2 separate regions of the Homo sapiens genome follow, and region 1 is linked to region 2. A link is a contact called in ENCODE Hi-C or POLR2A ChIA-PET data. All regions are on one chromosome and are shown on one strand. The core of a region is the stretch at or near the end of the contact, and the rest is flanking DNA. Distances in the headings are between cores, read along the strand shown.

The links. Hi-C counts contacts between places; a loop is a spot of excess contacts on that map. ChIA-PET counts read pairs that join two places held with the same protein, here RNA polymerase II (POLR2A). Pooled maps may share reads with other maps.
Region 1: a loop to region 2 is called in a pooled map, with 4 times the contacts of the local background. The contact joins two enhancer-like sites. A Hi-C loop is called at or near these places in 5 of 50 pooled maps. POLR2A ChIA-PET finds 5 or more read pairs at or near these places in 3 of 52 experiments (activated CD4-positive, alpha-beta T cell, activated CD8-positive, alpha-beta memory T cell and activated naive CD4-positive, alpha-beta T cell).

Annotation. Positions count from the first base shown.
Region 1 is chr13:24,181,262-24,186,581 of GRCh38, forward strand. All of the region lies in intron 1 of SPATA13 (spermatogenesis associated 13), which reads left to right. Among named protein-coding and RNA genes, the nearest start is that of MIR2276, 22 kb to the left of the region's middle. Within about 2 kb of position 2,735, at least 9 of the 41 ENCODE cell types and tissues checked have a DNase peak (open chromatin) inside an H3K27ac peak, as active enhancers do.
Region 2 is chr13:24,124,491-24,129,373 of GRCh38, forward strand. It overlaps a transcript of SPATA13 not described here. Among named protein-coding and RNA genes, the nearest start is that of SPATA13, 34 kb to the right of the region's middle. Within about 2 kb of position 2,726, at least 5 of the 41 ENCODE cell types and tissues checked have a DNase peak (open chromatin) inside an H3K27ac peak, as active enhancers do.

The sequences.
Region 1 (5,320 bases), core at 1,485-3,984, 57 kb after region 2:
TAATATATGTGCTGCTGAAGCAAGCACTCTAAATTTATTGAAACTTTTTTCATAATAAATTGACCTTAGTTACTATAAGCTTGTTACTTTATAAATTTTAATTTTTAAAATCTTTTACTGTTTTGTGATAACACCTAGCTTAAAACACAAATATATTATACAGCTGTACAAATATAATTTCTTTATAGCCTTATTCTTCTCTACTGTCCCTATTCCATAATCTTTTTTTTATTAAAATTTGTTTTGCACTTCTTAAGCTTTTTTGTTTTGTACTTTTTAAGCTTTTTTGTTAAAAATGAAGACAGAAACGTACACATTAGCCTAGGTCTACATAGGGTCAGCATCATCCATATCACTGTCTACCACCTCCATCCACATCTTGTCCCACTAGAAGGTCTTCAGGGGAAGTAACACGCATAGAGCTGTCATCTGCTATAATAATAACGCCTTCTTCTGGACTCTGTCCTGAAGGACCTGCCTGAGGCTGTTTTACAGTTGACTTTTTTTTTTTTTGTTAAAGTAAGTAAGTAGAAAGCATACACTTTACATGAACTATAAAAAGTATAGTATAGGCCGGGTGTGGTGGCTTACACCTATAATCCCAGCACTTTGGGAGGCCAAGACGGGTGGATCACCTGAGGTCAGGAGTTCGAGACCAGCCTGGTCAACATGGTGAAACCCCATCTCTACTAAAAATACAAAAATTAGCCGGATGTGGTGGCACTCTCCTAAAATCCCAGCACCTCATATAGTGTCTGACATGTAATAAATGTTTGAATAAAAAGTTGTGTTGGAATTATTAAACTACTTGTGGAAAACTCTTGTTTGGGGTATTTGTTTTGGTTTTGTTTTCCTCTTTAGGAAGGATCCTTGCATGGGGAAAGAGGCCTGGCCAGATGAGATAAAAATCTGTTTCCAGTTAGGCTGAGGCTTAGAAGCAGGAAAGGTCCTTTCCACCAGCCTCAGTTTATGGATGGGATTAGCAGTGTTGTAACACTAAACTTTGAGGCATGTATGACTGTGTTTGTCTTTTTTGTTTTGCTATAAAGGAATACCTGAGCCTGGGTCATTTATAAAGAAAAGAGGTTAAATTGGCTCACGGTTCTGCAGGCTGTACAGGAAACATAGTGCCAGTATCTGCCTCCAGTGAGGCCTCAGGAAGCTTCCAGTCACAGTGGGAGGTGAAGGGGAAGTAGGTGTGTCACATGATGAGAGAGGAAGTGAGAGAGAGACAGAGAGAGAGAGAGAGCGCAGGAAAGAGGATGGGCCCTTTAAACAGCCAGCTCGAAGTGAACTTACAGAGTGAGAACACACCCATTACCCTGGTGAGGGCACCAGGCCAGTCCTGAAGGAGCCATCCCCATGACCCAAACACCTCCCCCAGGCCCCGCTTCAACACTGGGGATCACATTTCAATGTGAGATTTGGAGAGGACAAACATCTAGACCATATCAATGGCTGTCTTTTTTGAAGACATTTCCTTTAATTTTTTAAAACTGTCATTTCTAGTAATTTTGTTCTGCTGGGGTTAAATATATTTGGCTGTGCAGATTTTATCAGTGTTAGAAAAACTCAGCATGTTGCGCCACATCAGTCGGGCCAGGTAAACAAAGCTAGTCCATTACACCAAACCCAAAGAAGGCAAAGGCAGCTCACCGAGGGCTCACAGCAGGGCCTTGGTGCCCAGGGTGGCTTAGTGCATTCAGGGGCACCATTGTTTTTATCAGTACACTTGGAATCAGGGCTTCTGAGGATATCTGCTTACATATATTCCTCATTCACATAACTTGCCAGAAAAGATATAGAGAGATTGCTGCATACCTGGATGACTTCAAGGTAGTAAAGCTATAACTTTTGAGGGGTTATAATTTCCAACACACTCTCTCACTGAGTCTAAACTTTTTCATCTAATTTTCTTTTGTTTGCATGTTGAGGTGCATTTGGCAGAGGGCTGAATTTTTCACATATAAAAACATATATGAAACATTTTTCAATACAAGTCAAATATAATAAACACACATTTTCTTGAGGATAGACATCATCCTTTATCACTTCCCTCTGTAAAACCACCATCAAACCCAACCAAGACTGAATGACAGAACTAGAAACATTTAACAACGGCATCATCATGCCTTAAGCTTAGTACACAAAATAGCGTTGTGTTTAAGGGTTGAAACGCTTTCTATGTTGTAAGTTTTCCAAGAGGTACAAGTCAAGGCTTTCACTACTTTATACAAGCTTGTCCAGCCCACGGCTCACGGGCCACATGCAGCCCAAGATGGCTTTGAATGGGGCCCAACACAAATTCGTAAACTTTCTCAAAACATTATGAGATTTCTTTACATTTTTTTTTTTTTTTTAGCTCAGCAGCTATCATTAGTGTTAGTGTATTTTATGCGTGGCCCAAGACAATTCTTCTTCTTCCAGAGTGGCCCAGGGAAGCCAAAAGATTGGACACCCCTGCTTTATAATGTTCTCTATGGGCTAATGGTGGCCGTACCTGTCAGCACTCCTGGGGTGAGAAGGGGGCGGGGTGAGCAGGACTCTTCTCTGTGCTGGGAGTAGAGGCTTAGAGGCACTCACTCTCATCCTGGTTTTGCTCCATGTGACTTTTAAAATAATCACGGGCGCTTCCTCAGACACAGCGTCACATGGTGTTTTCCATGTATTGGGTCACTTCCCACACACAGCACATTGAGCAGACATTACTCCCCCCTCTACCCAGGAGAAAACTGAAACACACAGGAAGTGGCGCGCTCAAGGTCACCCAGAAAAGCCAGCTGCCTTCACAGGACAGTCTTGAGAAGTGTGGAGGAGAGCGCCAAGGGACAGTAACAGAGCTATGAGGGCTTCCTTACCTGTGGCATCTGTTGACGACTGTGTCTGAATAAGTTTTGAGTGAATGGGTACCTGGTGCTGGCGCTTGCTGAGAATGACTTATTTTGGAAGGTCAGTGTTAAAATCATTTGGATGTGGAAATTCCATACAGAAAATTCTCTGGGAAAAATGTTTGGTTTTGCCCTGAACCCAAGGAGCCAGATTACTTTCCTTATTGTACCCAATAATTACTTACTTATTGTACCCAAAACTGCTGAGCTCAACAGAACCTGCACCTGCTGTGCGGGTCCCAGCTGGGCCAAGCAGCCACCAGCCCAGAACCATTTGGTCACCAGCAGATACCCTCATTTGGATGGAAAGTGAAGAGAAAAGCGTACAATGGAGCCAACCAAATCACAAAGATTATCACTTTTTTGGTGGTAGTGTTGCCAGTTTTGATTTTTCTAGAGTGTCTGTTTAACTTGTTGATTTTTTTTCTCTCTGATGTGTAATTGTTGTTATCCATTAACTTAATGCTGGGCAACAGCATGAACTCACTAATCACAGTGAGGAGTTTTGTTTTCTGTGCAGGACAAAGTTCAACGCTCTGCTAATTTCATGATCTCAGTTGTGAAGGTCCAAGTGACTGGACCTAATATAAAATCGTGTCCACCATGGTATGACCTCTCTGGTGACATTATGAAGACTTGAAAAGGCAGGATGGGTCCAGATTTTTTTTTTAATAAAATACTTCTTTAGTTATTTTGATGAAAGGCAGTGTAAAAGGAAAATCCATTGTTTTCCTGTTGTTCTGAGTTGAGTCAAGCGACGGAGTCTACGGAAAATGACCACTTCTTTACTCTTCCAGAGTCCTAGCAGCCGTATGGGTCATTCCTCAGGAAAGTGCGGGTGCCTTTGAAAGTGGGCACTGGGGCCGTCTTTGAAAGGCACGTGTATCGAGCATTGTGTTTTGCTTCTCCAGGGGACCTGCTCTGTCACTGCATTTGTTGCCAGTTCGGGCATTTCCCCCGCTTTCTGTAGCTCCTTGTGTGCCACCTTTCCTAATCATAAGCCCTGAAGTTCCCCTGTGACGTATTTTTGTGCTGCTGAGTAGATGCTAGTTTGTTACAAAAGACCATACAATAAATGCTTTTGTGTGTAATAGTGCCCATCACACATGATAGGCACTCAGTGAAGTTTTACTGCTTGCTTTATAAAGAAATTTTTTCCACAAGGGATTTTATTTCTTAGTGAAGTACTGCCATGAGGATGATTTTTAGGGCCCTATAATTTAGATTTTCCTGATTCAAGACTGTAATTTATTCTTAAGCTATCTGGAGATCCACTTAATGAGAAATAAACCTTTTAAGAGGGCTGAAAGAACCAAGATTTTAAATGGCCAAATTAAGGCTTTTATATCACCTCTGGAAATAACTACTCGTTTAATTTTAAATCCATTAATAGCCTTCTGTAATTTTGACATAATGACTATTGATAAGTCCTTTATATGGTCTCATTTCAGAAATCTTAAGGAAATAATTGGTGTTAACGTAATAGGCATCGTGTTTTAAACATCATATGAAACATCATAATTGAAGGTTTCTCAATTCCTGGATTTAACTTAGAACACATACAAATAGATGCAGTTTTTTTTTTTCATGAGCCCTGTGTTAGTCAGGGTTCTCCAGAGAAAGAACTAAAAGAATGTGTGTGTGTGCGCACACACATACATCAAGAGACAGAGAGAGAGAGAGAGATTAAGGAATTGGCTCATGTGATTGTGAAGCCTGGCAAGTTCAAAATAAGCAGGGTAGGTCAGTAGGCTGGAGTGTCTGGCAGGCGTTGATGTTTTAGGCTTGAATCTTATGGCAATCTTAAGGCCAAATTTCTTTCTTTTCTGGAGACTTCAGTCTTTTAAGGCCTTCAACTGATTAGAGGAGGCCCATCCACATCATCTGCCTCACTCAAAATCTACTGATTTAACTGTCAATCACATCTAGAAAAGATCTTCACAGCAACATCCAGACTGGTGTTTGGCCAAATAACTGGGCATCACAGTCCTAGCCACGCTGACACATAAGATGAACCATCACAACTACCAGTGAGGAAACGGGAATGTTACGGTTCACAGGGGAACCTAAAGAAGAAGTCCTCTTTGCTTCACCTGCTTACATGATGTAGGGTTAATTGCAAAGCAAAAGTAGAAAATTAGAAGGTTTGGGAATAGCTACAGGAAAATTGGATGCTACACCAGCAATTAGGGATTAATAGTATGACTAAGGTCAGAGGTTTACGATATGTCAGGGATACACAAACTCACGTGTTGTATGTTTGCTGGCGACTGATAATAGTCTTCAAACCAAGAGGGAACATCAGCCATAGTCCAGAAAAACTGATGACAGAGTTTCCTAAATCCCAGAAACGAATAAAAATAGGACATCAACAATGTTCTACGAGTCAAGATTAAAGCTGAAATTATTTTAGGTTGTCCCCAGGGTCTAAG
Region 2 (4,883 bases), core at 1,476-3,975:
TCTCGAAGGAAGGTGGATGGCCTGGTGGGACGCAGTGCTCTCATCTAGATTCTGGTGAGAATGGCAGTCCTGGAGGTGAATTTAGTCATAGTCCATCAAACAAGTCTAATTGGACATGGCATTCTACCTCTTCAAAAGCTAAACAGCCCACTTGACAGAAGTTTCCAAGTTTGGTTTAGCAATTCTATATTGTATAGATACTGCTTTTGTCTGTTGTAATGAACAGGAGTTATAATTACTCCAAGGTTTGTTCTTTTTTTAATGTGTACACTACTTTTACATCATCAATTGTTGGTCCATTTTGTTAGTTTCTTACATTCCACATAGACTAGTCTGAATGTTTGCAGTGGGATCAGATGTTACTAGCATATTGTCAGATTTTTTGTCTTATTTTTTTTCTATCACAGCCTGCCTGCCTGCCTAGATCTGTAGAACCAAGTCTCATTCAGGTCAAGGATCAAGTGCTTGAAAGGAACTGAAACTCATTCATAGGGTCAGAGCGGGTGGTGGCAGACAGGAAACATTAGAGAATGTCAGGCAAGGCAGGGGCTCTCCCCGGTATTTCTCCCAATGGCCCCATTGTCTCTCCTCTCTGCCATTTGTTTCCTTTCTCTCCAACCCCTGGACCCATACCCTCTGTGAGGCTCTTAGTTTCTGCTCCCGCATAACATCAGCTTGCGTGGAGAGGCCGCTACACTGGCTCTGGAATCGGTGCTTAGTGGCTCAGGGCTCACGTCTCTTGCTTTCTTCAGCAGAGGAGCCTGGGAGTTGCATCTCCTAACACGGCGGGAGAGGGAGGAGCCCCTTGACTTAGAGTAGGGAAACTTCCTGTCATTCCTAATGAGACTCACCTTATTGTCTTGGGAAAAGAAACTTAGGACATTTCAAGCCTCAGAGTGTAGGCAAGAGGCAAAGCAAAGGCAGGAACCAGGGGGCATGGAGGGTATGTACTGCAGGTTTCTCCTTTTCCACACCTCCTTCAGCATACAGAATACACATGATCCCTTCAGGGGTCGTATGGACCAACCTAAACCACCCCCAGCACAGTTTCTAAAATTCACCAACCAAGTGGTTTAAGGAGCGAGGGAGAATTAAGCAGAGTTCTCAGTTCACCTAGTGAGAATTACTAGCCAAGGAATTCTTCCTTGACTTAGGTGAGATTGTCAAGATTCAAGGGATGGACGTTTTTGTTGCTCAGGAGCAGGAAGGAGGCAAGAGTTCATTTTGGAGGTGAGGAATAAGGAGGAGGGCAGCCCAAGGAAAGTTGCGCTTTGAAGGAGCAAAAAGGAACCAGGAGGCAGAAGGACACAGGAAGCCTAGTGCTGTTGTTGACAATAGGTGCTCATTAAACTTCTGGTCAATTAACTGGAAGAGTAAGGAAAAGACGAATGGAAGGCAAAAGGGGGCCCACTCTGGAATGTGGATTTCAAATGTTCCCTATTGCCTATGCTTTTCCCTGCAGCTGAGAGCAGCTGCCTTTGGCTCTGCTCCTGGCTTGGGCCCTGTGGTTCTTGGGGAGGTACGAATAGAGCAGGGGAGCCAGGAGCCCTGTATCAAACAGGCGAGAGTCTTGCATCTTCCTTTCTGATGCATTCTAGAAGTGATGAGAAAGCATCTTCCTCCACTCCCAGTCTGTTGCAAGATCCTGCTGGAATTCCACTCACTTCTCTGCCCTCACTTGCTACAGGGACTTCCTCTCCAGGATGAAGTCATGGGGGCAGGAGCCATGGGGAGCCTTTGCGGCTGTGACCCATGATTGAGTCTGGGGGAGGGGTAGCTGGAGGTGGGGTACAGCCTAAGGCCAATGAAACAGTTTTTCACAGCATTAACTTAATGGGAAATGGAGGGACTCACAAGCAGATCTTGGACTTATGACTGCCACACTCTGCTCTGACCTGTGGGGCTGACAGATTGCTCCTCAGTAGATGTTGGACTTGGGTAACTTTCTCCTTCATGTCCCTTAAAACCCACGACAATTGTGTCTATTCTGGAGTTTCCCTGGCAAGAGAAAGTGAGCGAAAAATAAGCATTTACGTATATATATTTGTGTGTGTGTGAGAGAGAGAGACAGACTCCCAGGGCGCAGGACAGAGACAGGTTCTGTCACTCAGGCTGGAGTGCAGTGGTATGAATATGGCTCACTGCAGCCTAGAGCTCCTGGGCTCAAGGGATCATCCCACCTTAGCCTACTGAGTAGCTGCAACTACAGGTGTGTGCCACCATGCCCAGCTAATTTTATATTTTTTTGTAGAGATGCAGTCTCACTATGTTGCCCAGGCTGGTCTCAAACTCCTGGGCTCAAGAGATCCACCTGCCTTGGCCTGTCAGCTTGGGGATTTGGTTACAGGCATGAGCCACTGCACTCAGTCCATTATTTTTATTATTAACTTAGCAGCTCTAGGAATCTTTACCCTAAACGTTTTCTCTCTCTAGAGATCATAATGGGAAGACTGGAGATTGTGAAATCAAACAAAAATGGGTTTAAATCCTTTCACATTTGTTATCTAATGTGTGGTCTTATCTCATCTCTCTGAGACCAGTTCCGAGGTTTGTATAATGAAGTTAGTAATATTACCTCCTTAAAGCATTGAGGATTTAAGTGGAGAATACCAGTGTTGAGGTAGAAATGCCAGTCAATCCTGGCAGGAAGGGGGATGACTAGAGGACTGTTTAATAAGGGAGTTATTTACAAAGGTGTGGCCAGGGTAGGAAGCAACAGGGACAGAGCTTACCCAGGCTGGTAGCAGTGAGGCCACCCTCTCCAGCTCTGAGGGGGTGGGAGTAGGGCATTGCCAGAACCTGCCTTGCAGGTACTGTGTGACCTTTAGTCAAGAGACAAAGCCATCCCACAATGACACCAGCAGGGAGGAGTTGACAACCAGCGTCATTTCCTTCTCTCTCCCTCCAGTTCCCTGCCTGGGCTCCCTCCCCATTGCTGAAATCCAACCAGAGGCCAGAGGGTAGGGGAGCCCCCGTAGGTAGTCTACTGAGAACAGCCTCTGGGGACAGCAGCTGGAGAAGGGTGAACCATAGAGTGAACCAAGGAGACAGAAGATCTCCAGCACAGCAAGAGCTCAAGAAATGAGATGACTGTGATGAGTCATTCAAGTTCAGTTTAGAGCCTTCCAGCCCATAGCTGGTAAGTTTCTTGAGAACAGGCATTTTTGTTTTCTCACAAAGCATTGGTAAATCTCCATACAGATAATATGCGCCCATCAATGGTTGCTGAACAGTGATCAGGTTCTGAAAAAAAGCAAAAAATACTGACTTGTGAGCAAGTTTAACATTTGAAGTTCAAAGACAATGGTATCATAAATTTAAATTGCACAGCAAGGAATAAAAACAAGACAGGCATCAAGTCTGGTACAGCTTCATTTATTTCTTACTCTTCCTACCGAATTGAGTTTGCATCCAGGTACTCCTCATGCCTCCGTTGGCAGAATGATGATGTAATGAACGAACAGCATTTACAGTAAATGACAGCAAATTGCTCTGTAATTCAAGGGCTAACCCATGTGCCACACAATGATCTTTTGATGTCTGTGAATTTCTTCAAGGTGGGTGGGGAAGCTTTTTGCTTGTAGGGAAGGCTCTGGATGGACTGAGCCTCTGACATATCAACTGTAAATCCTGGAGTCCTGGGGCTTTATTCGGAGGAAGAAAGCACCTTCTACAGGCAGCAGTAGAGTGGACTGTCCCAGAATCGAGCCCACTGCCCTGAGAATTGGACTCCACAATGGCCAGTTGGACATTGTCCTTGTGCCCGGAGGGGTGACCTACACGTGGGACAGGAAAGGACATTGTGGCTTCATCACCAGAAATGCTCTGCCAGGTCTGTCCTTCTGGAACTTGCCTAACCTGCTCTGCAAAGGTTTCAAGATGTTCTAATGCATCCACTTTAATTTATTCAAACCCCAATGTACGGTCAGATTTTTCTGGCTTCTGGCTAGCTAGGTGAAGAGAAGGGTGTTGCTCAGAGGTAATTAAATGGTGGGGCAGAGCCATTAGGAAAGTGCATGGGTCCAGGTCATGCTTCTCAGGCCTCAGGTAGCTTTCTGAGAATAGCCTGTCTTTCGGCATCCCAAACTAAGGCCTCCACAGCCACGCCGGGCCCCAGAAATCTGCATTCTAACACTCCTCGCTGATGTGGACAGGCCTTGTTGTGGAAACAGGACTCCCGGGAGCAAGAGAACCAAAAAGTATATTTCAGGAGAATTTAAACATAAAAAAAGTCCTACCTTATTTAAAAAAAAAAAAAAAACTGCTTACTTCCCTTAAAAAATACGTACCTAAGGTTAGCCACTTGCACTTATTTGTAGAATAATCGCATTGTGCTTACATTTCTTGCAAGCAAAATGTCATTTTATTACCAATTGATCTGGCAAGAAAACAAGTGAGCTAAAACCTTTTTATACTTTTTTTTCTCACCCAAGATCAAGTAATGATTGGTTCCACTAAAGGCTTAGTAGAACAGCCCATCTGTGTGACTGCTGCAAAAGTGGGTGACAAACTCTACACCGGGGTAAGTGACCCTTTCTGTTGTTGTCACCCTGTGGCACCGCACCATCTGTTTGTTGAATTCCTCTGATAGGCTGACTTCTAATGATCCTATACTTTAAAGAAGTGGCTTCTGCAGCATGGGCTTTCAATCCAAAGTCCAGGTGGTGTGGGCTGAAAAAAGGAACTGTCCAGACTCTGGTGCTAGTGTCGGGTGGGTTTCCACAGTCCACGCTGAATGCTGGGGGTCAGAGGAGCAGCCAACCATCAAAGTCTGAGTACAGCGTCTGTCCCATGTGAGCATGAGGGAAAGGGAATCCCAGATCTGACTTTCATCCTTCAATTCCCATGCTCAATTATTTTTAACTTCCATGTTTCAGGATGGA